Linked DNA regions of Mus musculus: regions 1, 2, 3 and 4 are each linked to region 5. Evidence: chromatin loops called from intact Hi-C (ENCODE). Cell type or tissue: left cerebral cortex. All regions are shown on one strand.

What was found. Peaks named below come from ENCODE experiments on the same cell type or tissue, not always from the same donor. Only the 100,000 strongest peaks of a DNase experiment are listed, where the experiment ranks them.
Region 1: a loop joins it to region 5, with 5 times the contacts of the local background. A loop is called at or near these places in 5 of 42 quality-filtered maps.
Region 2: it touches region 5 in a loop (4-fold over the local background); 5 of 42 quality-filtered maps call a loop at or near these places.
Region 3: a loop joins it to region 5, with 2.9 times the contacts of the local background. A loop is called at or near these places in 6 of 42 quality-filtered maps.
Region 4: a loop joins it to region 5, with 5 times the contacts of the local background. A loop is called at or near these places in 2 of 42 quality-filtered maps.

Annotation. Positions count from the first base shown.
Region 1 is chr12:49,737,305-49,742,304 of GRCm38, reverse strand. No RefSeq gene overlaps it. Among named protein-coding and RNA genes, the nearest start is that of Gm25015, 160 kb to the right of the region's middle. In left cerebral cortex, no CTCF peak of the experiment used is centred here; DNase peaks (open chromatin) are centred at 811, 1,796 and 2,126; H3K4me3 peaks cover 932 bases; H3K27ac peaks cover 1,282 bases.
Region 2 is chr12:49,478,767-49,483,766 of GRCm38, reverse strand. It overlaps 1810007C17Rik (RIKEN cDNA 1810007C17 gene), which reads left to right and starts at 2,905. Exons shown (of 3, transcript NR_045472.1): 1 at 2,905-3,237. In left cerebral cortex, no CTCF peak of the experiment used is centred here; DNase peaks (open chromatin) are centred at 1,187, 2,416 and 2,939; H3K4me3 peaks cover 350 bases; H3K27ac peaks cover 1,638 bases.
Region 3 is chr12:50,294,294-50,299,293 of GRCm38, reverse strand. No RefSeq gene overlaps it. Among named protein-coding and RNA genes, the nearest start is that of Gm34523, 75 kb to the right of the region's middle. In left cerebral cortex, a CTCF peak has its summit at 3,010; a DNase peak (open chromatin) is centred at 3,528.
Region 4 is chr12:49,762,272-49,767,271 of GRCm38, reverse strand. No RefSeq gene overlaps it. Among named protein-coding and RNA genes, the nearest start is that of Gm25015, 190 kb to the right of the region's middle. In left cerebral cortex, no CTCF peak of the experiment used is centred here; a DNase peak (open chromatin) is centred at 2,556; H3K27ac peaks cover 213 bases.
Region 5 is chr12:49,943,538-49,948,537 of GRCm38, reverse strand. No RefSeq gene overlaps it. Among named protein-coding and RNA genes, the nearest start is that of Gm40418, 170 kb to the left of the region's middle. In left cerebral cortex, no CTCF peak of the experiment used is centred here; DNase peaks (open chromatin) are centred at 1,537, 2,502 and 3,051; H3K27ac peaks cover 395 bases.

The sequences.
Region 1 (5,000 bases), 210 kb after region 5:
GTTGTTTCTTTGTTTGTTTGTTTTTTGTTTTTTGAGACAGGGTTTCTCTGTATAGCCCTGGCTGTCCTGGAACTCACTATGTAGACCAGGCTGGCCTGGAACTTAGAAATCCACCTGCCTCTGCCTCCCGAGTGCTGCGATTAAAGGCATGTGCCACCACGCCCGGCAGGATACCATATTTTATTACACTTGGTTGGTAATTAATTTTAAAGAATTAAAAATGATTTACTTGGAGGAAATGACATTTTTTGTTATTTGAGTTCTTAGTATATTTTTCATTAATTCAAGTTATATACTAATTCAAAATATATGTTTGGAAATATCATCATTTGTCCTTTCTCTCCAACTTGTAAACATGAGATCTTTCTTAGAGTTCAAGTCTAGAATCCAGTATTAAAGGGTAGCAGTCCCATCCTTTCTATTCTTGCCAAGCTTATAGAATGTTCTCTCCATTCCCCCCTACCTTACCTACATCTCCTGTTGTTATCCACTTAACCTGAGTCCAGTCCTGCCATGATCTTAGTCCATTCTTGCTCCAAGCTTTCAACTTTCTGTGACTTTTCATTGGATTTCTTGAGGCAGAAAATTTGTATTGCTCAACCCTATCTGAATTGTGTAGATTTCCCTCTACATCTTGACCCCTTTCTTTATGAAAGCAAGAACCTTCTTCCTCTGCTGTCACAATGAAACCCAAACAAGGGTTAAATCCTGACCCTGCTTAGAGTTGAAAACTTTTCTCACTCTGAGAGAGCCTTGAAGGTACAAGAAAAAAAATCTGATAGACCATCTCTTTCCCCAGTCATGTGCAGGGATAGATTGAAGCTAAACATGGCTCAGATCAATGGAAAGTTCAGACTACTGAAAGCTACTCTTAGACTCTGAGAAACTGGGGAACTTGCTGTTAGGTGGAAAATCTATGTATTTAAAAAGACTATTGTTGAGAAAAAATATAATGATACTCAAGCACTCTGCTGTAACCTTCAGTTAGGGTAAGGTTATGAAAGTACTTCAATTGTGATGAGTTACTTCCTGTAGCAGTGGAAATTTATGAGCAGAAACGTGGCTTAGCCTGCCTTATTTTTTTATAGAAATATAGATGTGGTGCTTAAATACTTGTATATTTGTATACAAATTGTGTCACTGTATTCTTGTTTAGTTGCCTATATTTCAGAATCTAGTTAAATATGGATATTGATTTGAAATCAAAATTTTATTTACAACATTTAAAGTGACCTACAACTCAACTGCTAAGATTTCCCAAAATGTTCTTCCACATATTGTTATAAAAATAAAAATATGTCCAAGTTGTCATGGTTCACATGTACACAGTAATGCTTAATACTGAAATCTGTGACTAGAAATAGTATCTTAAACTACTGGATGTTTAATCCTCTGTCCTTTTTCGTTTGATTTTTTTAGATAAATTTTATACCTGATATAATGAGGTTGTAATATAATTGTTCATAAAATATTTACCTTTCCAGGAAAGTACCTAACTCTTTTTAAAAAATATCATCTGAAACAGTGTTAAACTATGCATTCTTTTTCTTGAAAGAGAAAAGAAAAGAAAATACCCAATTTCCAAAGTATTGGCTGCTGCCCCTAGGAAAGGGTCTGTAGCAGCAGGGTTTCTGAGTCCTTTGCTGCAATCTAAAATACAGCAGATTGGGCCCAGATTCCCACTTAAATGTCTTGGGTTAGAAAACTCGGGAGGTGAATCTTCCGTGAGGACACAGTATCCTAAACTCTGCTGCTTCACTGGCAGGAGATGGAGCCTGGCAGCGGAACGGGAGCCTGGGAGAAAATGGGTTTGAAAAATGTCTTGAACACGGCCGGGCATATATTATGAACAAAGATTAAGTACCACATACTTGCAATCTTCTCTTTCCAAAGAATGTGATATGAAACTTCTGATCTTAAAATAAAAGAAAAAAAAGTCTGCTTTAAATTTTTGTTTTTTAAAATTTTTTTCACTCCTTAACCGATACACGTTCAAATAATGCTGCCGCTCTGCTCGCAACACAGCCTGCTCATTTTCTGAGCTGGCAAACTGTAGCCTTGGCTCAGGGCTCCCTATCTTTGACCAGCCCCCACAGAGCCCAGAATCTTGCAAAATAATCTCTGACTAACTAATTACCAAGGAAATACCATTTTGAGTTTTTGTACCAATCAGGCAACAATCTGGTAGTGACTCTTCAGGCTTTGACATATAGAAACACTTAGCTGTGATTGCCTATGATGTCATGCGGGTGAGTGCGGCTGGGTTGTGCTCATCAGCCTGTTTACTTCAGGAGCTGATAAAGAAGAAAATCACTTCACTCTGTGATGATGAGTTTCCCTGTTTGACCTTTCCCAGCACCTGCAGGGAACGGATCATGCAGTGATCACACATGCCCCTTCACATGTGTACTGTCCCCCTAACACAGGCAGACCACGGCGTGTGAACCAAGTATTTAAAGACAAATGTAGCTACTGAGAAGTGTATATTTAAACCATAACACCTGTTTATTTTTCTAGCCTAAGATATCCGTGATTTTACAGCAATGGAGTTGCTTCAGCTTTTTCCAACTGAACTTAACCTTTCTGGATTTATTCTTAACACTGAGGCAACGATCTAAATTTTAGAAAAATTAGATCCAAATAACTGATGGCATTGTTTACCTTATCCTGGGGGAAAGAACCTAACGAAAAGCAAGAAGGGCTATTTTTATTAGGAGATTTATTTTTGTAATAAATCCATCAAATAGATTTATCTTACAGAGCACATCTACTGAAAAATTTCTCTTATTAAGTGTAGAAAACCTGCACCTCATCAAATCACTTCTGCCAGTTTCCCATACATACAGTAAATGATTTCAAAATTAACTGACTAGAACTCTTTGTTAAAATTTGTCATTTATCTATTAAAATTCTGTAACTTTTGTCAGACAATGTACTTAGCTCTGTAATAAGAGTCCCTGAAGATATGTGTGTGATTTGTCAAAAGAGAGACAAAAAGTGTAGAAAACTCTAAAATGTCAGTAATCAGGAGATTTAACAGACTTCAGTAAATTTACATAGAATGAATAGAAATCTTTGATATTAATAAACTTAGCTGGGGGATGGGGGGACAAAGAATGGTAATTTGAATATAATTTCCACTGTCACTTATTCCAAAATTAAAAATTATTATGGATAAATGTGCAAAAGATTTTTAATAACGTAAATGTAACTGTTGATCACTACCTCAGAACTTAAAACTGTGACTTGTTTTCTTAAGGAGACCAGTTAAGATTATGATTCTTTTGTATTTCTGTTCACATAAGGACTAATGTAAACTTAGTTATAGAGTACACGAGTGTCAGACAAAAGTGTGTTTCCCCCTTTTAGTGGCCTCTAGCAGAACAGGGGTGGGTTATCCCATAGACAGATGAACACTTCCTGACATCAGAGGCTGATCAATAACTAGATCATGTATAATTGCAACAACCTCAACAAAACAGAGTCCTAGAGTAATATGGATATGCAGTTTACTTTTACAAAAGGCAGGTGCCATAAGATTAATCCAACTGGAGAATCTTCTGGAGAAGATAAGTTAACTACGTTGTAAAGGTCAGATTGATGGACATATTAAGCAACACTATGAACATCAATAGGCAAGATTGGGCCAATTGTGAAGGAAGGGGCCAATAGTTTGGCTTTGCTGAATCAAACAAAACAAAACAAAACAAACAGACAAACAAAAACAAACAAACAAAAAAAACATGTTGTGTTTGTTTCCTAAAATTTGCATAGTAAATGTCACCATGTATTTTCTGTAGGCTACAAGTTTAAGGTCACAGAGAAGTTTTTTGTTGTTTGCTGAGGCCTCTTTCAAAGACTTTCTGATGGCTAACTCCTCATGGTGCCCTCATGTAGGCTCTGCCTGTGCACAAACGTCCAAGTATTTCTAACTTTCCTTATGTAAGGACATTAGTCTGATTACATCCAAGCTCCCTTCGATGGAATTACTTTAACTTGATCACAGTCAGAGTTCCTAGACAGAGAGTTAACATACAAGTTGAGAGGAAAGCAGTTCAGCCGAAGCATTGTATTAGTGATCAGAGGTGAGATTCCTGGCTTTTACAGTGCAGGGTCAAGAACACTCTACCTATACATGCCAGGGAAAGGGAGACACACTCCAAATTACTATGACCTTTACATGACTGGATCTTTTTCTTCCACTACTTGGAGGAGAGTACTGTAGATATTAAAAAGAGACGGAAGCTGTCTTTACATCTTTGTAGCTTTTATTGGAAGACCGCTTCTCTCTAACTACCAAGTCTCTGATTTTCCACATCTTTCTTTTCCTGTTGTCTTCTTCTCAAGATGCTTTGCCTTTTTGTTCCTAAGCAGACTGTGAAGCTACAATAGTGCTATGGAGGGCTCTAGAAGATGGCCTTTGCATTGCACCAATATCACATGAGAAAAACACATTAGTTAATTAACAGGGTATGTTACTATTTTCCTAGAAACTGAATGTTTGATTGAGAGTATTTCAGAACAGAAAAAAGAAAAGAATAAATAGTATCTACATGACATTTTAGCATTCAAAACTTTAATAGTATCAATGCCTTTATAAGCCGTATATAGGACTCAAATTGCCCAATATGAAGGCTTGCAATTATAAGACTGATTTGTTGTTTGGAAAATCGTGAATAGGTGGATGTTAGAGATAACAACAAAAGCTGCATATAATTTACTTAATGGTCCCACATGAACTCTGTCTTATAGAAAATAGTGTCTCCATTTTGAAGATAAAGAAAATGAGACACAGAGAAGTTAATTGACTATGCAAGATATGAAATGTTAGAGCTAATAACTATAGCCGGTCTGGCTCCAGACTCTCAGAGTGTACCCAGTATTTCCTACATCTGTAAGAAGACTTCCGTTCCAGTGACCAGGATTTATGACAAACAGCCAGTGTGAATTTATAAAAAGGTCTGCCCTACCATTAACAAGGAAGAGATGCTTTGTTGTTG
Region 2 (5,000 bases), 460 kb after region 5:
TTTAATTAAAGATTAATATCATGAGCTCTGAAATTATAGTCTAGAGAGCAATGTGCATCAATTTTTTCCAGAGGGATCATATACTTAATGGTGATAAATTACCATGTATTAATAAGAAAACTTAGGTTTCTACCAATGGGAACTCAAACCCCTGCCAACTATCAGATTCATGTAGTCTATAGATTTTGAATAAAGTAATGTGTGTTTACAAACAACAGTTGTTAACTTACTGGAACTGTAAAAATCTTAAAAATATCTACTGAAATTTTGAATCTTGGTTAATTATTTCAATTAAGACATTTATAGTTATAATATTCAGACTTTGCCCATTACCTCTTGTCCTAATATTTCTTCAATTTAAGTTTTTGATTTCCACAAAGAACAGAATAATCTAAAAATATGCAACCCACTAAACCAATATGAGTTTCAAACAAAAGAATTTTTAGGTATTATCTACAATGCATTCTTTTTCTTTGATGCTCATTGCTTTGTTATTGTGGTATAACAAAGGCATTTTCTACTCTGTATTGAATGAGCTCTTCATTTTGAACTTTTCACATAAAAAATGTTGATCTGCAACACGAGAAAGTGATGAGCTGACAAGGAAATGCTGAACTGATGGTTGCTCTTCACATTCTGAAGCTACTGAACACCTTTTGCACTTTCTTCTTCTAAACAAGTTTGTCTATTGATATTTTCAATAGAATAATCAAAGCAAGAGGCCTTCAGTTTTATACATGCATGTACGTTTGCACATACTCGTGCACACATGCACACAAAACACACAAACACAACACAATACACACAATACATATACAACACACCAACACATACCCAACATACACAACAAATAGACACACACACAACACATACACAACACATACACAACACACACATGACACTCGACACATGCACACAAGTGAAAAGAGTGATACAGAGTAGACCTCTTCAATCAGTAATGTTAAGTCCCTAATTTTCTAGGAATCCTCAAAATAAATCTCAAAATCTTGACATAAAACTTGGTTCACATATGGTGTCCATGAATGTGTTTTCTTATACCACATCTTCCAGGTTTTTTTTTTTTTTAAGGAGGAAAGCTGTTTACTTGTTAAAGGTCTTTTTATAAGCTTTGATGACTCAAAAACACCTTCATTTTAACACATGGAATTTGGCAACGAGCATAACCATGCTACCATTTGAAAGACTTTGATATTTTGAAAAGAAGAAGATTAAAAACATCAACGATTGAGAATAAGTTGGCTCCGATGTCTAGAACAAAAATTTCCCAAGTATGAATTTTAATGTGAAGACTTACTAGTGAAACGTATCTGCCAGAATAACATAACCTATCAAAGCCCTAGTTATTGCAAATAAATAACAGCCAGTAGTGCCACAGACTTTACCCTGGTGTCACAAGATAAAATATGGGACCAAATTGTGGCAAAGAAGAGATGGCAGGTTGCTACATAAATGTTCATATAAAATGAAAAAGAGTGGAGATATCATATCTTCTCATTACATTTTTCATTTTACATTTTACATTTATATTACATAATTATATTTAACATTGGGTTTTTTTGTTATTTTTTCCAATTTCTTTCATTTACACTCAGTTTGCCACAGAGCAGTTCACACTGGTTTAAAACAGGGCACTACCTCTGATCTTGACTTAGGACACACATACTTTTCTACATAACCTAAAGCCTGGCCTCACAGAAACCTAAACAGATTTCCACAACTCAGAGTTCCTTACCTACAACCACAACAGCACACAGCTCTTTGTAATCCCAAGGTTATCTCTTGACAATGATTTGAAAACATATGCTATCTTTGTATCCAGCCTGCGTTCATATTGTGCATTCCCAATATATTTTAATTAATTATGTATGAACTGCATTTTCTTTTTACACCTGGCTGATTCTCTGTTTATTCTTGTATTTTAATATAAGAAAATAGTCATGCATTTCAGTTCTTTAGAACATGTTCATTAGATACAATGACTAATACAGATATGCTCTATAAACAATCTCATTTTGGCCAGAGACAAATTTTTAATTGATATTCTACAAAGAAAATGTCAATAATCTTAAAATTCCATAAAAAGAGAAAAGGGAAAAACAGTCTGACTTGTGATCAGAGGGAGTATTTTGCCATGACATGATTCTTTTCATGGTAAAAATATCACAGTTAAAGATACACCACACCACAATGTTTTATTTCTTCAAACATCCAAGTGACTTTAATTTCCCCAGTGAAGCACTGGCTTAAAAGGAATGTAAGTTTCGTCCAAACACTCGCGTTCTTGGGTGAGGCAGTTCTTGCTTCTCTGGGTGATTTTGCCTTGTTCTGAAATTGTCTTCACCTGACGCAGAGCGCATTAACTGCTAGATAGGCATCACACTGTCTGTCTCCATGCTGTAGCATACAGCCGTGAATTTGCTACGATCTGTTTAATCAGCAGTGCATTGATTTTCCCGCAGCTTTCCTTCATTTTAGCCCCATAGCAGGCTTCTGTAATTTCCTTTGGACAAAGTGTAACCAAACTGTGCTAAGTGATGTTGATTTGCAGGCAAAAGTAAAGGGGTAAATATAAATTAACAAGCTATAAACATTTTACAAGTGGGGAGTCAATAAAAACAGTGTCTGCAGTTTCTTAAAAAAAAAATGATTTGAAGCAGATTGTTAACAAAGGTGTCCAAAGAAACTGACATGAGTCTGAGAATAATTTTTGCGCTTTGTGATTAAGAATTGATCAGTCTAAAAGCCTCAGATGCTACTGAATCACCCATAAGCTGCTGGCCTGAAAAGGCTCAGCGGGGGCTGGTATTTGTTTGTTAAACTCCCATGATTCCAAGTAGATAATTGGTCTGTGAAGTTCATGGCAGAATCTGAATTTGCTTTCTTGCTTCCCAGCTGGCTGAGCACTGGTTTATAGACTTGTGTGTACAAATTTAGCCAGCAGCAAACCTCACATCTTTAATATAAAAGGTGTTTTGTTGTGTTTTTCAGGTGCTGAGTGAAAAGCCCACACTGCAGAAGCTCATTAAAAGGGCCAAGTTACAGTACAGGTTTATTTCTGTCACAGCGTTTCTGAAAACAGTGACAAGGATTAATATGTTTCTTTAGTACTGGAAAAAGCCTGACGCAATCCCTTGTGAATTTGATCATCTGTTTCATTGCCTGTAGAAGATTCAGCTTCCTATTATATCTGAAAGTTACAGCTGTAAACTACTACTGGTAAGGATTCATAAGCTACTGCAGAACCCTGGGGCAGAGCTAATTGTTTTATTAAACATTTGCTAATTTACTTATTATTTATTTCATATCTCACCCTTATAGTCATTTACTACTCTTCCTCAAAGTCAAGAGTGTCTTAGTTCCTTGGTTGCACAGAGCAAATAGAGACACAGTGGTTTAAATTTCAGTGAGTTTCAGTAAAAGTTCTATGGACCAGTGTGTTGGAGAAATATCCAGTTTACATATTTTATTTAAGAAAAGGTAACATTTTACGGACATCAAAATGTAATTTTCTTATTAAAAATATTAATGACATGAATATATACTTTCTGTTCTGACGAGTTGTGTAACACTGGACATATTAATTTAATTGGTGGATGCTATATGTCTAACAAGACTTGCCATGTGACATATGCAAACTTTAGAAAAGTGTAAAATATACCACAAAATGTTTGTTTTACAACAAATTAAATCTATTTGATATTTTTTAAAACTAAAAGTTTTAGTAATGTGCAATTATCTATAATAAAACAAATATGCTTAGGAACTGAGAACTTTTTAGCCTCCTCCTCCATCTCTTATGCTCATTGAGGAATGTCTATTCCTTCCCCTTTTCTTCTATTTTGAAGACAAATGCAGAATTCTAATATTCAACACAAAAACGCATATTTAACATAGTTTCAAATGCTATAAATTCAGAACATGCAAATGTAAAGGTTTAAATGTACAGCCCCCTGTGTCAAAATCCCTCCTCACACTTTCACCCACACTTTATTAGTAGTGTCACTGATGTCAAATTGAGTGGAATGAAGAAGCTTACAGAAGTTGTGTTTCTAGTTTCCTATATCCACAGACATTTATCCCATATTTGATTCTAAATAGAGAATAGAGCTACCTTGTTGTCCTCAAAAACTAAAAATGAAATCAAAACAGCAGTGAAAGACCAGCCAAGAAAAACACACTCTATCCCTCGTGTGCTACCTCTTTCTGTTTCTACCAACAAAATCTTTTGCTTTGTGTTTTCCATCAACAGTGTCCATAATAGCAATAACAAAATAATTGTTAATATGATCATGTATTTCAACATGTCCGACTGACATCATGTGGTACTGTGTGTCAGGCACAGCTACACAAGGAGACCATGCATCATGTTACAATGGCAGCCACTGCTTTGTACTGAAGGGCCACATAATCTGCAAGCAAATTTGTTCTCAGAGTAGAATGTGTCTCCAGCGTTAATAATTAGAATGAACACACCACGGATGGTTCAGTGGATACAGCTGCATCATTCCCTGATGAGTTTCATCCCTTGAGTTGTGCTATTATATTTCACGTCCATACCTAATGGCAGCATAGTTATTTCTATCTATAGTATTTCTTTCAATGTTTTTGTAAGATTTCCCTTACGACCATGACTCAGTGAAAAACATTTTGGCCACATGGTAGGCAGTATTTCCTTCAGTTGTGAACACTGATGGTTGCATCATTATTGCATATAACATGTTTCTTATGACCTAAAGCCTATAATAATGACTTCCATGCATAGCGCTATGGATAATTTGTACATAGATATCATTTTAAATGAATTCAAAACATATGATTTGATGTTGTATCTTTAAATTTAATTCTTTGAGTACACAAACATACATTCTTAAAAGACTTGTTCTTTTTACTGAATTGTGTAGGTGTTTTGCCTATGTGTATACATGTGTACAATGTGCATGCCTGATACCTACAAAGGTCATAGAAAGGTAATGGATCTC
Region 3 (5,000 bases), 350 kb before region 5:
AGCGATCAGACAAGGAATTCATCAAGGTGTGCTCAAGCCAGTGGTGAAAGCCTCCTATTCACAGGGATACCTCTCCTGAGGAAAGGAGACTGGTCCTATTAGTTTGTCTTATCCCGTTCTCCTATTTTGGGCTGTGATGTAAAGCAAGACTCTTGTCTAGGACTCATTGGCCAAATTCCAAGTTGTTCCTTCTTTGTTTTCTCCCCTCCAATATACTCCTCTCTCAAGATGCTGTTTCAAAGCCATCTTCCTTACCTTTCCTCCCTTCTTGGCATTCTGTGATGGAAAGAGTTCCTGGGCCATCTCTTAGCTGCTCTCTTTTCACACTCTCTTTCCATAAGCCCAATTTGTTTTCCCACTTTATACTAAAGAACTCCAAGGAGGGAAGCTAATAAAAACCCATTAAAGCCGAAGTTGAGTAACTGCAGTCATTAGCTTCTCTGAAGTTTTTTCCTCCTTCTGTGTATTATCACTGTGGAAGGCTAGGCTGATGTTTAGCAAAGAGCACCTGTCAAAACAAAAGAAGAGTTTCACACCTCACAATTTTAAGCCCCAGGTAAGAAACTCAGCCTGGTGGATCGGTAAAGAGGAAGACAAGAAATCTGAAACTCCTAGACTTGGAACAGAGTTAAATGAGTTTCCTCTGGGTACCAACTGGCTTTTGTTTAACACGATTAAATCCTCTTTGTTTTATTACAGACATCAATGGGAAAACAAACAGTGTGATCCAGATAAAGGCCTTGAGCAGCACTCTTGTTTCTGTCTCTCTTTCTTTTTCTCAGAGAGCTATCACCACCTTTCAGTGGACAGGCTTAAAGGAACTAAACCGGCCCACAGAAAATTGATGAGCCAAGCAGGGCAGGTGGACAGGAAAGCTTTGGGCCGAAGGGTAAGGGGATAGAAAAAGTGTGAAGCACTTATGTCCGTGACCAGATCAAGTGATAAGAGGACTGGCTTCCTTTGCTCTCCAATTAATTTTCTTCTTTTCAAAACAGTCTTAGCTTTCACGAAGCCCATGAGGATGCTAAGACATAGTCCCAGTGAAGTACAACAACCAAAGAAGCCTTGTTGCAGAGGTTGCAGCTGGACGTTGGATGTGTACTACAGACAGGAGCCCTTGAGTGTAGAGGTAGGGGATGCTTCAGAGAGTCACTAAATAGTGAATATTGACCAATAAAGAGGCAGTGGTTGTCGGAATTTTGTCAAGACTACAACTGAATCAGATCTAATATGATTTTCGAAGCAGTTGTTTCTGTATTAAATTAGTTACAACCCTAACTCCTTTTAAAAACAAAACATGGTCATTGTCAGTGTAATAGCCGCACTGAACTGACAGAAGCTGGGGTCTTCTGTATTCACATTTTAATTACCTCTCATCATTAGGAGTTTATTATTACCATCTCTTATCTTGTGATCTTAATTGGCTGCCTTCACAGGGGACACCAAGAAGCCAAAGCAGAAGCACTGGCAGCCTCCCAAAGAGGTGGCCAGATCAGTGGCACCTTACATTGATAGTGTCTGAAGTCAAGTATCATCAGGCTTCTTATGTTAGACTCGACTTGACATGGTTGCTTCTTCCAATGCTTGAATGTGGGCATGAGGCTGATTCAGTGGCTTCAAAATTACCCTGAGAGGCAGGGGCTTTTCATCCTTTTCATTATGGTTTTAGAAAGAGATATGACCTGTTATTATTCATTATGGCTCTTTTGGATTCTGGGGTGCGGTGGGGGCCGTTATTTTCCAAATCTGTATTCATTGACATTTGCAAATCTCCAGCATTGGTTGTAGTTATTTTGATACTTGCAACTCAAAAGTGTGAGTTGTAGAGTTCCTTTAAATTAAGTTTATATTAGCTACATTGAGCCTAAATAAACAATGGTAACCCAGTTTCCAAGATACTTGCTGTAATGTTGGAAATAATGACAATTTTTTGAGGCAAGAAAAAAAAAGATAGAGAAAGCTTAAGATGTAAACCTTCTACCTTGTCTATGGGAAAGAAAAAGACAGACAGGATTCCTTTATCTCTTTTTGCAAAAGGAAAATAAGTGAGTTTCAAATTTTAAACACTGGGGTTCACTTCCTAGAATTTCAGGTGAAACATACCACCCTACTCAGGTATTTACACATCAACTTCTGGGTCTGTCTTAAGGCATTCATAGAAAAAGCTAAGTCACACATAATCTAGAATTGAGTGATCATCAAAATTGAAAAAGAAAGACAATTTTTAAAAGATTACAGATATAAATGGTTTAGTTTAAGATTTTAATGATTAGTCTTCATATTTTCATTTCATGGCTAAAAGTACTATATTATCTGAATTTTTAATATACTCCTGACATTCCTTTAAAGATATTACAACCATCCATGGTGATCTTTCAACCTAAGGGAGGCCATCTACAATATTAAAGAGTGAACCATGTAAATGATTAGACTCTTAGGAGTAAAATGTTTTATCCGATTAATTGAACTAATATACACATTGAAGTCTTCAGGCTGAGCTGTCAGCCTGCTTTGTTTTCTTCCAAGAGTTTTATCAGAACACTAATATGCATGCTTTCTTTCTGACATGCTCTACAGCAATGCTGGAGAACAGGTCACTATATAAACAGGGCTTTGTATTCCACTTTTGTTTTGTTATAAATTTAAGTATAGGTAAATGTTATGAAAACAAACAACACAAGTGATAAGCCTACTCCACCTATGGAATTCCTGAACCAGAATGTAATGTCAATATCACTTCCTGTGATCATGAATATTCAAGTATAATTTCTAATCTGTAGGGAGGGTTTCAGATTTTAGAATGTATCTCATCAAACGTAATAACTGATCATATCCCTTCTACAAAACAGCTGAATTCTCAGTGAAAAGAAGCTTGACAAAATGGTGAACAATCCAGAGCACTGATTTACTATGAGACAGATAAATACAATCCAAGCTGTACAAGGACATGAAGACCTCATTTAAAAAAAAAAAAAATCTTGCCTTCTGTCTACTACCAGTTACAGCCTCTTGGAGGCCCCGCTTCTGTTGCTGGACCAGGCATTTTTTAGCCTCTGGAAGAGGAATGGTTCTCTTCTTATCCTCATTTGTGCTTACCTGATGGCTTTTCTCAGTAAAGACACGAAAATTTGCTCTATTTCTAAACTGTTTCACTGTACTGAAACAGGACTATGAAAATACAGCTGTTTTCCATATACTGGTAACAAAAAATGCAATGAAATATTATTTTAAGGAAGAGTTATCAAAACCGGGGTGCCAATCACTCTGAGGAGCAGAGTAAAAATTATTTGCACTTCAATATTTATATTTATTACAAGAAAAAAGTTTCTTTTTGTAGAAAGAAGGTGCAGAAAAGGGCACAGTATTAGCTAAATATTGTACCTTAGAACATCAGTCATTTCCCTCTCAATAGTACGGAAAGGGTCTAATTTATAAGTTTTTCCATCTCCCTGTTATGCTGGCTTGTAAGTTCTGACACTGCTACTGGTATGTTAATGAGAAGCTAGCGTTCCATTAAGAGAAAACCATATGCTCTGCTGCCTACTGTGAAAGAGAAAGCATGTAATGTGGCTGTTGCCTTAGCAACACATTAATTCATTTTGTCAGTGTTGGCACAGATCATTTCATTTATAAGAAAACAAGTATAATAGTTTACCACATCTATAATATTTACAGTGTTTCTGTTACAAAACAGTGACAAAATGAGTTTAAAAAATAGAGTTGGTATAATATCATTAAAATATGGAATTTGTGGTAAAAATTTCCCTGTAAAAATGGAAAAAAAAATGAAGATTGGTGTAAAATTTCTTTTCACAATCCTACTTAAAACATTTTAACACCAAACTGTTTGCTTTTTAGCATATTTGTATTATACTAATAATGTGCGTCTGCTGCAAAAAAAAAATTAGCCCATGAAAAACACAAGTGCATTAACAGTTTCTAATGAATGTTAAACAAAATATTTCATACAACAGTTTTGTTAAATTACAACCATTATAAACCTAATCGTATGCTAGCGTGTTACTCATAACAAGGCTAAACATTTATCCAGTTTTATCTGTTCTCCCAGATGTTTATTAGTATTCTAGCGCTCCTAAAATATTTAAATTAAACCACCCTATTTTCTCATGTGAATGCATTTTGGGTTTTATTCATAAAAGATGTAGTCACATGTATATCTAAATAAATATAGTACACTGTATATGCTTTATGCACAAGTGATACTTAATGTGAATTGAGATAATCCGAAGGCATGATAAAGGAGGGAAGTGATTAGAGGGAAGATAAGTCCTGTTTATTCCAGCCTGCACCTGCAGCCGAGTATCAGTTCTACCCATCCTCGGGTTATTGCACACCTGTAAACACACATTCTTAACAGCCAACACTCTGCATCTGGGATGCTCACCTACCTTTTCTTAACCAATAAAAGGGAACCATGAAGAAGATAGCGAGCAACTATCATTTGCTAGTTTATGTAGTGATTTGAGTTTTATGTCATTTGAAAGGGAGCATTTAAGCATTTACATGAGTTATACAAATTGGTACAAACCAGTATAGGGCTGGCCATCTAAGTAATGAATGGCCAATTATACTTGCAACACTATAAAACACCTTCCTAAAATATCAGTGTTTCGTGGGTTCATGCAAAGCTTCATAAACCAAATATGGGTGTTTTGATTTCTACGCCCTATTATTGCATCAAAGCTCTAAGTTTGGATGGGATTCTTTCTAATTAGAACCCAAGACCCAAGAGTACTTTAAAGAGTCTCCTATACAGACCTGCAATGTGATCTCTCCAAAAAAACTCTTAAGAAAATAAAATTTATGATTAGCTTTGATGAAAATGACATATTATCTCTGCTTTGATAGGAATAAAATACTTTGAATGGCTACATCACTAGAAGAGAAAATATAACCAAACATCAATGTGATTTTATGTGATGCGAAATTAAATTTCTCTGAAATGTAATCATATCACATTGACTCACCCAATAAAAGTA
Region 4 (5,000 bases), 180 kb after region 5:
CATGAAAGAATTAGATGGACAAACAAGACCCAGGAAATAACTATCTGTATCTATCACAACAAATAAGCAGGTTCCCAAAATAAATATGGGATTTAAAAAAGGAATACCAGCAATTCAGCAAAACACACCATCATCCAACAAATTTAAAAGAAGCATTAATTCTTTAGTAACCTTAAATATAAATGACCTCAACTAATGACAAACATGAAGCAGATTAGATAACAAAACACATCTATATGTTGTCTCCAAGAAACACATTTAGCTTGCAAAGATATCAAATAGACTCATTATATAAAAGAGAAAAAACAAATTACCAAAGAAATGGGAGCCATAGATCAGCAGACATGGCTATGTCTGGTATAGAATATTCCAAACCAAAACTAAGAAGTGGTAAACATGAATGAATAAATACTAATATATGTTAATTATGTTAATTAACAAAGAGATCAATTTCTCAAGAAGATAAAACATTTGTAAATTTTTCCATCAAAGATGGGATTCCTCAGTTTCATACTGGAAACACTAAATATCATAAACTGCCTTATACAACAAAAGACGGGACTTCATCCTTAGATAAGTTTTTCAAACTAAAATAAACCAAGACAGTTCAAAATACACCATTAGTCAATGTGGCTTAAGCTACACTGAATGTCCTAACCAACCTAGGAAATACAAACCAAGCTTCAGAAAATAAAAACAAATAAATTTTCTTGTGTGCCATCAGATCATAATATAATAAAAGTGAAAATTAGAAAAGAAAATTTACAGAAACTTAAAAGGAAATACTTACAGGGTAAACAATACATTTTTGGATGAATAGTGGGTTATGCAAGACATCAGAGAATTTAAAACTTCCTTGAGTCAAATGAGAACGCAATCTATCAAAACCTACGAGATACAGCCAGGGTAGTACTAAGAGGAAATATTTTAGCTATTACTATTCATATTGAACAAATCTGAGGTATCTCAAATGAACAACCTAATGATGATATGTCAAACTCTCAAAAGAGAAAGAAAGAAAGAAAGAAAGAAAGAAAGAAAGAAAGAAAGAAAGAAAGCCAACAACAATAACAAAAACAAAAAGAAACAAGAATCCACTATAAATTATAATGTGAAAGCCATAATAAAATCATGATTTTGAGGAAGAGGAAGAGAAGTCTTTTAAGACTTTTTATTTTAAGAAAACAAAACACATGTGTTTTAAGATGATCTGTTTTAGATTTTTCTGTTATTAGAACTATTGAGAAGTTATAGAATTGAACCTATGTTTCTTTTGAGTGATTTTAGGTCGAAAGAGATAGCTATATTAATATTTCACATGTGTATTATTTTACAATACTTCTAAAATATGTTTGCATGTACCATTATTATTCTTACCAGTATTTTACATAATGTGAATGTTTAGTGTTACTAATTGAACTTTTTGTATCGTGTTAACAACAACCAACTACACTAAGTATTTCACACACACACACACACCCCACACACATCACATAGGGCTTTCTAATCTCCTTTATTTTTTTGTAATACTATTTTTGGCTTCTGCTAATTTGTTCAATTTCCTATTCCTTTGAAACTCTCTGGAATTCATGGGAAACAAAACAGTTGGATAAATATCCAAGTGTCATTTAACCTTATGAGGTTCACATCCTGAGTGATTTGATTACTTCAGCTATTCCACAGACTCACAATGCAAATAATGGCGACTATTAAACAGTCTCAGGAAGATTCATTTTTTTTTCTAGACAAGTGCCATTAGTTACATGAAGATCGCAAATATTATAATACCCTTTAAGAGGTTTAAAATGTTAGCAACTGGCAATGTACACACATGTGTTCACTTGAGCATTTGAGCAGATTTACAAGCTCCAGTGTTTTGATATTGCAATAACTTCTCTGTCTTTCTTTTCTATAACTATTGATATTTAATTCAGTTACAAGAAAAAAGGGGGGAAAGTAGAAATTTTCACATGAAAATTTGCCTTTCAACAAAGTACTTTTTCACTGAGAATGATTCAGTGGCTAGTTTTGAAAGAGTCTTTAAAACTATGAAAATACAATTATGAAAATGAGTTTATACTCTCTGATAAATAATACATTATAGGTTAATAGTTATATAACCATGCTTATATGACTATTACATTCTATGCTTAGGAACCATAAAATGGAACATATTATCCACCCAAGTTTGCAAACTAGACCAAACTGTCTAATTTAATTTAGACAGAACAGGACAAAAGGAAGAAAAAAAGGAAAATGAAATATGTAGGCAGATGGGTAGGTAAGGAAGAATAATGGGAAGGAAGGAAGGAAGGAAGGAAGGAAGGAAGGAAGGAAGGAAGGAAGGAAGGAAGGAAAGAAAGAAGGAAAGAACTAGGGCTTTGCAAAGATGCAGAAATGTTTAGTATACATAAACTAGAGTAAGAAATCAAACAACTAGGATCTTTGCTAAACCTGAGAATTGAAAAACATTAGCATCTTCCTTGGCACAACATGGTTTTCAAATCTATATGACATCGCTTGGCTCCATTTTTAGTCAGCATAATTTTGGCTTCTATTCTTGTGTGGATAACAGCCAAATTCAACTGTCTTCTATGTCCAATCCTAGCATCTTTGTTCAGTTCTTCGACTGAGATTCTGTTTTAAATAGCCTGAAACATTACTATAAAGAAAGATTTTCCTGTGCAATTTGAGGTACCTTTGTGAAATCATATAGTTATCATCTGAAGCTTTGTTTCCAGTTCAGTAGTTTGGAGAGTGTAGCTTTCTTTCTATCACTTGCTTCAAGATTTCCATGCCTGCTTTCACCAGAGATTGCTTTGATTAATATAATTCTCTTTATGCTATGATTTCTTTTGCTAGTCACTGCCCTTTTTGATGAGTGAAAAATGCAGGTGTGAGGTTTCTCAGAAAGGCTAGGCTTAAGATCAATGAATGCTTTCTCATCTTTACCACAGCAAACTGCCTGTAAAGCTGATGTTTTATTTTCTGGACCTAATTGCCAACAGATCCATCATGCAACCTTCTAAAATCTGAAGGTGGTTTGAGAGGCAAAATTTGCATCACACAAGTGAATCCAAGAAATGATGGGCAGAGGGCAGAAGAGCCAATCCATTTTTTAAAGTATCTTGTTCTGTGACTCTAGCTTTGCACCTGATACAGACCCATGGTGGTACTGTCACCAAAAGACACTCATGACCCTGGGATTCTGTCTAATCAGTGACTCCTTTGACTGTCCCACTCAACAGAGTTAGTCAATTTTCAGCAGAGTTAACCTGCATATTACCTAATGGTTGCCAGTCACTATCCTGTGCTATTCTATCAAAGGATCAGTTAATTCACTCATTAACTAGTCTTCTCTGTAGACTTTTTGGTTTGGATTTTGGTTTATGAAAATGGGTCTCACTGTGGATTCCTGGATGGGCTGGTACTGACTGCAAAGAGCAGGCTGGTCTGGAAATCACAGAGATCCAACTGCTTCTCCCTCTACAATGTTGATACTAAAACAGTGCACCACCAGCCACTATACCTGACCTTCTAAAAACATTTTTAGTATTTTATGCATGAGTGAATAGATCTCAGTTGAAGAAATATCACTTCCTAGCTAAATATAAGTAAAGAGATTTAAAGTTTAATTACTTTGTTCTGATATATTCCAAAGATTGTTTTCGAAAGTTATTGAATCATCTAGTTATACCGATCATATGCATACAAAACAAACAAGCAAACAAACAAAGCTACTATTTGGAGTATTCTCACAGTTTCCCCATAATAGGCCTGCAGAAAATCCAGTATTGATTGATACCTGGGATACTTGAAATCCATTAGGAGGTAAAGACATTGAATCCTTTATATATTATTCATTCATGGTATATAAAAATGCTTTATCTTTTCTACTTATAAATTATATTTTATGGCCAACGGTTTAACTTTGGCTATTTTCACTCCACGAAGAAAATTGAATAGATATAAACTATAAACCATAGCAATGAGTTATAATTGAACTGTAATTGGATCTGACTACTGATGTTTAAAAATAAAAAAGACATGCAAATTGGTATGCCTAGTTAAATCAAATAATCATAAAGAAAATAACCAGATCGATTTCTAGCAGTATTTTGTGATTACTTGTCATAATGCTAACTCATCTTCATGCTGTCGCTATTACTAAATCACAAAGTATATTTACATTTTGGAATATGTTATAAGTAAGTGTAAGACTCTGACGTGGTAACAAGAACTAAGATAAATTGCTATTTCTATACCTGTGTGCTTTCTGCAAAGTGCAGGCTTCAGCTTTCCATTTAGGGTTCAGCTATGGAGCGATAAGGTTGATATGGAAATAATTTTGTCACTCTTACACATGAACCTCTATCCCATTTATACATGTGTCCAGTCACATGCTGGAAAATGCTTTGGCAGACCTAACTTATATAGTCTTTGTGTGAAACAGATGATACACAGATATAAGATGTAAGGTTAGAGCATTGCAGAGGAAATGCCCAGTTTTTGTACAACTTAAAATCCATGTCATATTCCATGGCCAGAGACAAACTAAACAATAGAACAAAGCAGGAGAGTATGTGCAAAGATGATGGACACAAGCCCATAAAAACAACTGCTGTGACCTTATTGATTCCCGTATGTGAAACTTTCGCAAAACCATAAAAATCATTTTAAATGCATCAGTTTGCAAATGATCATCAACAGGTAAATGGTTCTACTTAGTTATGACACAGCATATGATCCTAGAACAGAATGGCCCCTATGTTATCTCTTTCCTCATAAGTGAAGAATGGCTGTAATTGACACACCTGTTCTTGGAAACCAGCCTGAATGAACTCCCCAAACTGTACGATGAAACAGACAAACAAACAAACAAAAAAGAAACTTCTTTTTGATATTGCTACATGTAGTCAAGCTACTTTATACTGACAACAATATTAATATTACTGTTCTCAATGATATGCAAACCAAGGACATTCTAAAAGCAAGCATTT
Region 5 (5,000 bases):
ATCAGTTGTTGAAATCACCTGGATATAAAGTATTACCTTCCAAGTCCTAAATCTCAAATAGATACCTCAAAGCTAGGGATTTGCAAGAACTACAGCAAGTTAAATGTGCAGTTAGTGCCATTGATGTATTTATGTGTACATATCTACTTATAATATGTACATATGTCTTGTATTGGTGACTAGAAATATGTATTTATATGTTTAGAGTTAGAATACATATATTTCTTTGAGAAATAACAAAATATTCTATAAGTGAAACATTATTATTATCCCACTGCAGAACTACAGTGAGCAAACATTTTTGAAAAGAGGGCAAGATGTTAATACATGCAGAACTGCTGTTAGTAGCGATTTTCTCCACAATGCTAAACTGATGGGGACTCGTGGAAGAGCCATTAAACAGATGCGTTGCTTTTCAATACATCCTTCAAGTATTTTTGCTCCGTCATCCACATTTTTAGTAAATGATGCTAAATGTTTTCAAAATATTACTATTTAGCTTTTTTTACTTGAATTTTGTAAGTGGACTCATATTTAGCCGCAGATGGCTTTAGATACCAGAATTGAAATAAAGTTATTTATGTTTCAACTATAATTCCATACCTCTAGTTTGGGGATGGTATATATTAAACAAAAAAATTTTCAATTTCTTTACATTTTTCTTTCTGAATAAGCTTACAATTAAGTTTTTTTCCCTAAATTATGGTTTTATCATATTTCAGATATACATTCATAGTTCATTCATCACGTTTAGTTATAAAATGTGACCCTAATCTTTTAAGTATTTTAAAATAGGTGAAATTGACAGTTATATTTTTAAAATATTTGATTAGAAATTAATTTTCACAATTTTATATTAATTCATATTAAACAAATGAAGGTAGATATATGCTATTTGATGAAACATGAATAGTCTGTAATGATGCTTAACAGCTCAAAAGGACCCAGTCTCCATTGCAGTCACTGGACAGGGTGGGTATATATTGTTTTAATGGATGGGAAAAATAAAAGTTTAGATTTTTTTTTACCAGTTATTAGAGATTTATGAATTAATTAGGGGAATTTGCCAACCTAATTTTATTTAAACATAATTTACATTTTATTTAAATTTTGTTCATAAATGTATTCAAAACATTTTATTCATCAACAGTAATGGTGAAACAAAATTAAAAAGAGAGTTTGGAAATAGCTTTTTTTTTTTTTTTTTTTTTTAGTATAGGTCAAAATATTCTGGCAACAGGAACTAGTGTTGTTCAGAATCACCGTGCTCTGCAGGGAAGTAAACAGAGTGTCTTACAGGAATAGAATTTTCTGGCTAGAGCATATGGGGGCAGGGTGATAAAGCAGGAGCTACAAGAATAAAAAACAATTTTTTTTTAGACATCCTCAAAACAAAACTTCAGCTTTTAAAATCATTTGTACAATGACAACTATGGTGTTAGGGGTGTGCTCATAATATAGAAAATGGAATTAGTGGTTTCCAGGGTGAGGTCTGAGCCCTTTGGAGTCACTGTCATCTGTCTCAGGCAAAGGCAGCCTTCTTAAAAGGAGATAATGCCCCAGAAGGTCAAGGTTAGTGGAGAAAAAACCGTGGAGCGCCTCAGCTTGCTAAGCTCTAATAGACATGCATCTATTACTGGTCGACTTTCCCTGACACACAGAGCGACACCAGTCCAATCTTCACTGACACCGTGATACAGAGAAAAAATTCACTCAAATAAAATTTTCTGTTTTTTTATGCAAAGAGAAAACATATTTTCAAGAGTTAAAACTCCAGAAAACCTCAGGTCTTTAATGCATAAACTGGAGACAATTTTGTCAGAAGTCAAATGAGACAGAGCTCTTGCTGATGGCATGTAGCTTGTCTAATCTGTATGGCATATTTTTGGATTTTGATCATAGTAAACAAGGAATAATTCATCCTAACAGTGAAAAATTAAATACAGTTATGGATTCAGAGGCAATCTGTAACTATTTTGGGGTCTATTAAATTTTCTTATTATTTTTTTCATCTTTTTCTGCCTGTTTTGTTGAACATTTCCATATTGAAATTAATATAGAACTTAATTAAATTGATATGAGCTTTCTATTCTTTTTCTGGGTCCATAATAACTCAAGGACAAATTACCTTCTGCAAACAAATCGTATTTACTTATTTTCCTGGAAGATGTTTAAATATTACCATTTGCTTGATTAACTGTCTACCTTAAATTTAGAGATTCATATTATTAAAAACAGTGCATTGTTTCAAAGCCAATACAAATCACGTCACTTTCTATCTAATCACTGCCTTTACTGCCATTAGCACAATGGTTAAATGGGGAGAGCTCCTCATGTTCTCAGAGATGCTCACTGTAGACAGGAAAAAAAAAAAAGCCCCAACTTGATACTGTGCTGGTATGCTGTAGCCGAGCTATTTTTAATATTTCCTTGTAACTGATTTGTAAGTGGATTGTGCTTAGGCGGTGTCAGAACTTTCCTGTCAGCTACTTTAACAGCAAAGAGATAGCTTGATGAATTATTCATTGAAGGCAATTTTCTCCTAGTCACTGAGTCATCAATCATAGTTGCCTAAAGAGCCTTGAATTGGCCAGCGGAGCTCTATTCACAGGTAGTGTGATTTAGGGAATAGGAGCCACATTCATTCTGACAAGTCAGGTAGCAGTAAGTAACTGAAGGTGTCTCCTTTACAGACTGCTAATGAGTCACCAAAATCGCATACTATTTCCAATTCCCTTTTTTGTTTTTTCCCCCTTTTTCAAAATATCACTCAGAATTGTAGCCATAGGGTGGTTTTGCCAAACAAAGGTGCAGTTGGATGAAAAACCAGTGTAAATATTTGCACATTTTTTCTGGCAGAAATCCTACTCTGAAAAGAACCTCTTCAAAAGGGAAAAGTGATTTGATACATGATTGCACGCATTTACCCATGTAATTGAAATAATGAGAGATGATTGCTTTGAGCTAATAGTCATAAGTTACTGGTCTTTTTGTTTAATCCAACCATCAGCTGTCAAGAGCCTCGCAGGAGCACGGGGAAGATGCACCAAGGATATCATTTACATCACCTCAGACTGTAATTTTGTTGTTTTTTTCAGAGCTGATACAAGCGTCAGATTCTATACAAATCTCCCTGGAGCATAAGCGCTCTGGTGTTGTTTTGATAGGAGCAGAGAGGAGAGGAGCACGTATACGCCTGCTCCTAGTAGCTTAAATGCTCTCAAGATCACAAATAAAATAAAAGCACATTTTGGGCAGAGTTCTTACAATTGTTAAAAACTAATTTCGCAGCATAGTCAAGGTATGTCTTTATCCTGAAAAACTCACATTTGAGCACAATTTTCAAATACATACATCTTCTATCATCACACCTATTGTTCTGCATGACAGATACCTTTGTGGTGTATTCTACATCATGCATTAATTCCCTAAGCGCTATCTATTGTATTAATACCAGCTGCCTATGACTGTTCAACCAGCACAGAAAACAGGAAAAAACAATGGTGCAGTGATGAGTCATAATTTTCATAGTCTTGCTTAATAAGGAGGTGTGAAAAATGTTTTCTAAATATTGTAGCTCTGCTGTTGTCTATATGTGATTATAATGTTTATGCAAGCAACACAAAACAATGTGTACACAATCAACATCTGGCTACAGAGATTTCACTATGGAAAGACTTGGGGAAGATTTATTGAATGTTCCTCACAAAGTAATTAAGTTTAAATTAAGTTTTAATACATTAGAAGCAGATTCCTACTGAAGAGATGCTCAAGCAGAGGAGTTAATTTCTGACATATTGGAATTCAGCAGATCATTCAACATGTCCTGGTCACTGTTGTTCTGCGGCTCCATTGAATTTTCCACTGGCTGTGTGGATGAAATTTTAAGTCCCTAACAGGACTGCGCTGGCAGTTGATGAAAGGAAAGAAGCTGCCACCTTGATGCACTATGCAAATCTTGAGGTAGTATCCTGAGTCCATGGACTCAGTCATTTTGAAGTATTTGAGTTGGGAAGTGAAGGACCTCATCAGCTTTTCATACAAAGAGGTGCTGTACTTACCCGAAGACCTAAGGAGGCTATTGAGAATGGGAGGATCCAGCTGGTAGGAACAATCAGGTTTTCCTGGTAAAGGCTGAACTGGAAGACCAACAGGATTCCTGTCAGTCTCAAGATGTGGTACTAGAATAATGTCCGGAGTGATGGCTACAGCTGACTCAGATGAGTAGCAGGTACTGATTTAAGCTGAACACAGTAGTCCAGAGCTGTGAAATGTTTGGAGGAAATAAACCTGAAAACTGATTCTAAAACAAAACTAAACCTCAACTGTAGACCCTATTCTGATTGGTTGCTGCAATATTAAGTTTCAACTTATTTGGGAACAGTAAGGTTTCATGTTTAGTGGAGAAGAAAGGAGGAACTCAGTGAAGAAGAGCATTGCCTCACTGCTAAGGAGACTTTAATGATAAAGCAATGTCTCTAAAATTTAGGGGAAAAGATAGTACACATTTTTGAGGTGCTACGGTGCTATGGACTACACATTCTTGAGTTTTATTCTACAAAATGTATAGATGCAGATTTTCCCATGACAACTATTTTCACAGGAGAACTAGGTTTCACTTATTCCTCAGTCCCTAGTGTTAAGTTGTTGACTGATGTGCTTAGGTAAGTTCAAGAAAAGCTCTTGAAATATGAAAATTCTCTTATCGAAAAAACTAACCTTAAACCATTGTATTTAAGTTAAATTCATCGCAGACAAAAAGACCAAGCTTGAACTCTGAACCCTTGGCTTCTCTGCTATAACTTTTATTATGGTATCTAAGTCTCTCCACCTTGACTTATTCATTCGTTATAATAAGTCAATGAGGCCAACCTCCTCAATGAGTCCAACAAGGCAAGAGTATAAGCATGCTCTTGACATCCAGCCAAGTGCCAGTACTGTGTCAATGGCATCTATACCACTGATCTCACTCTCACTGACACTACTGTGTGCTGATGAAG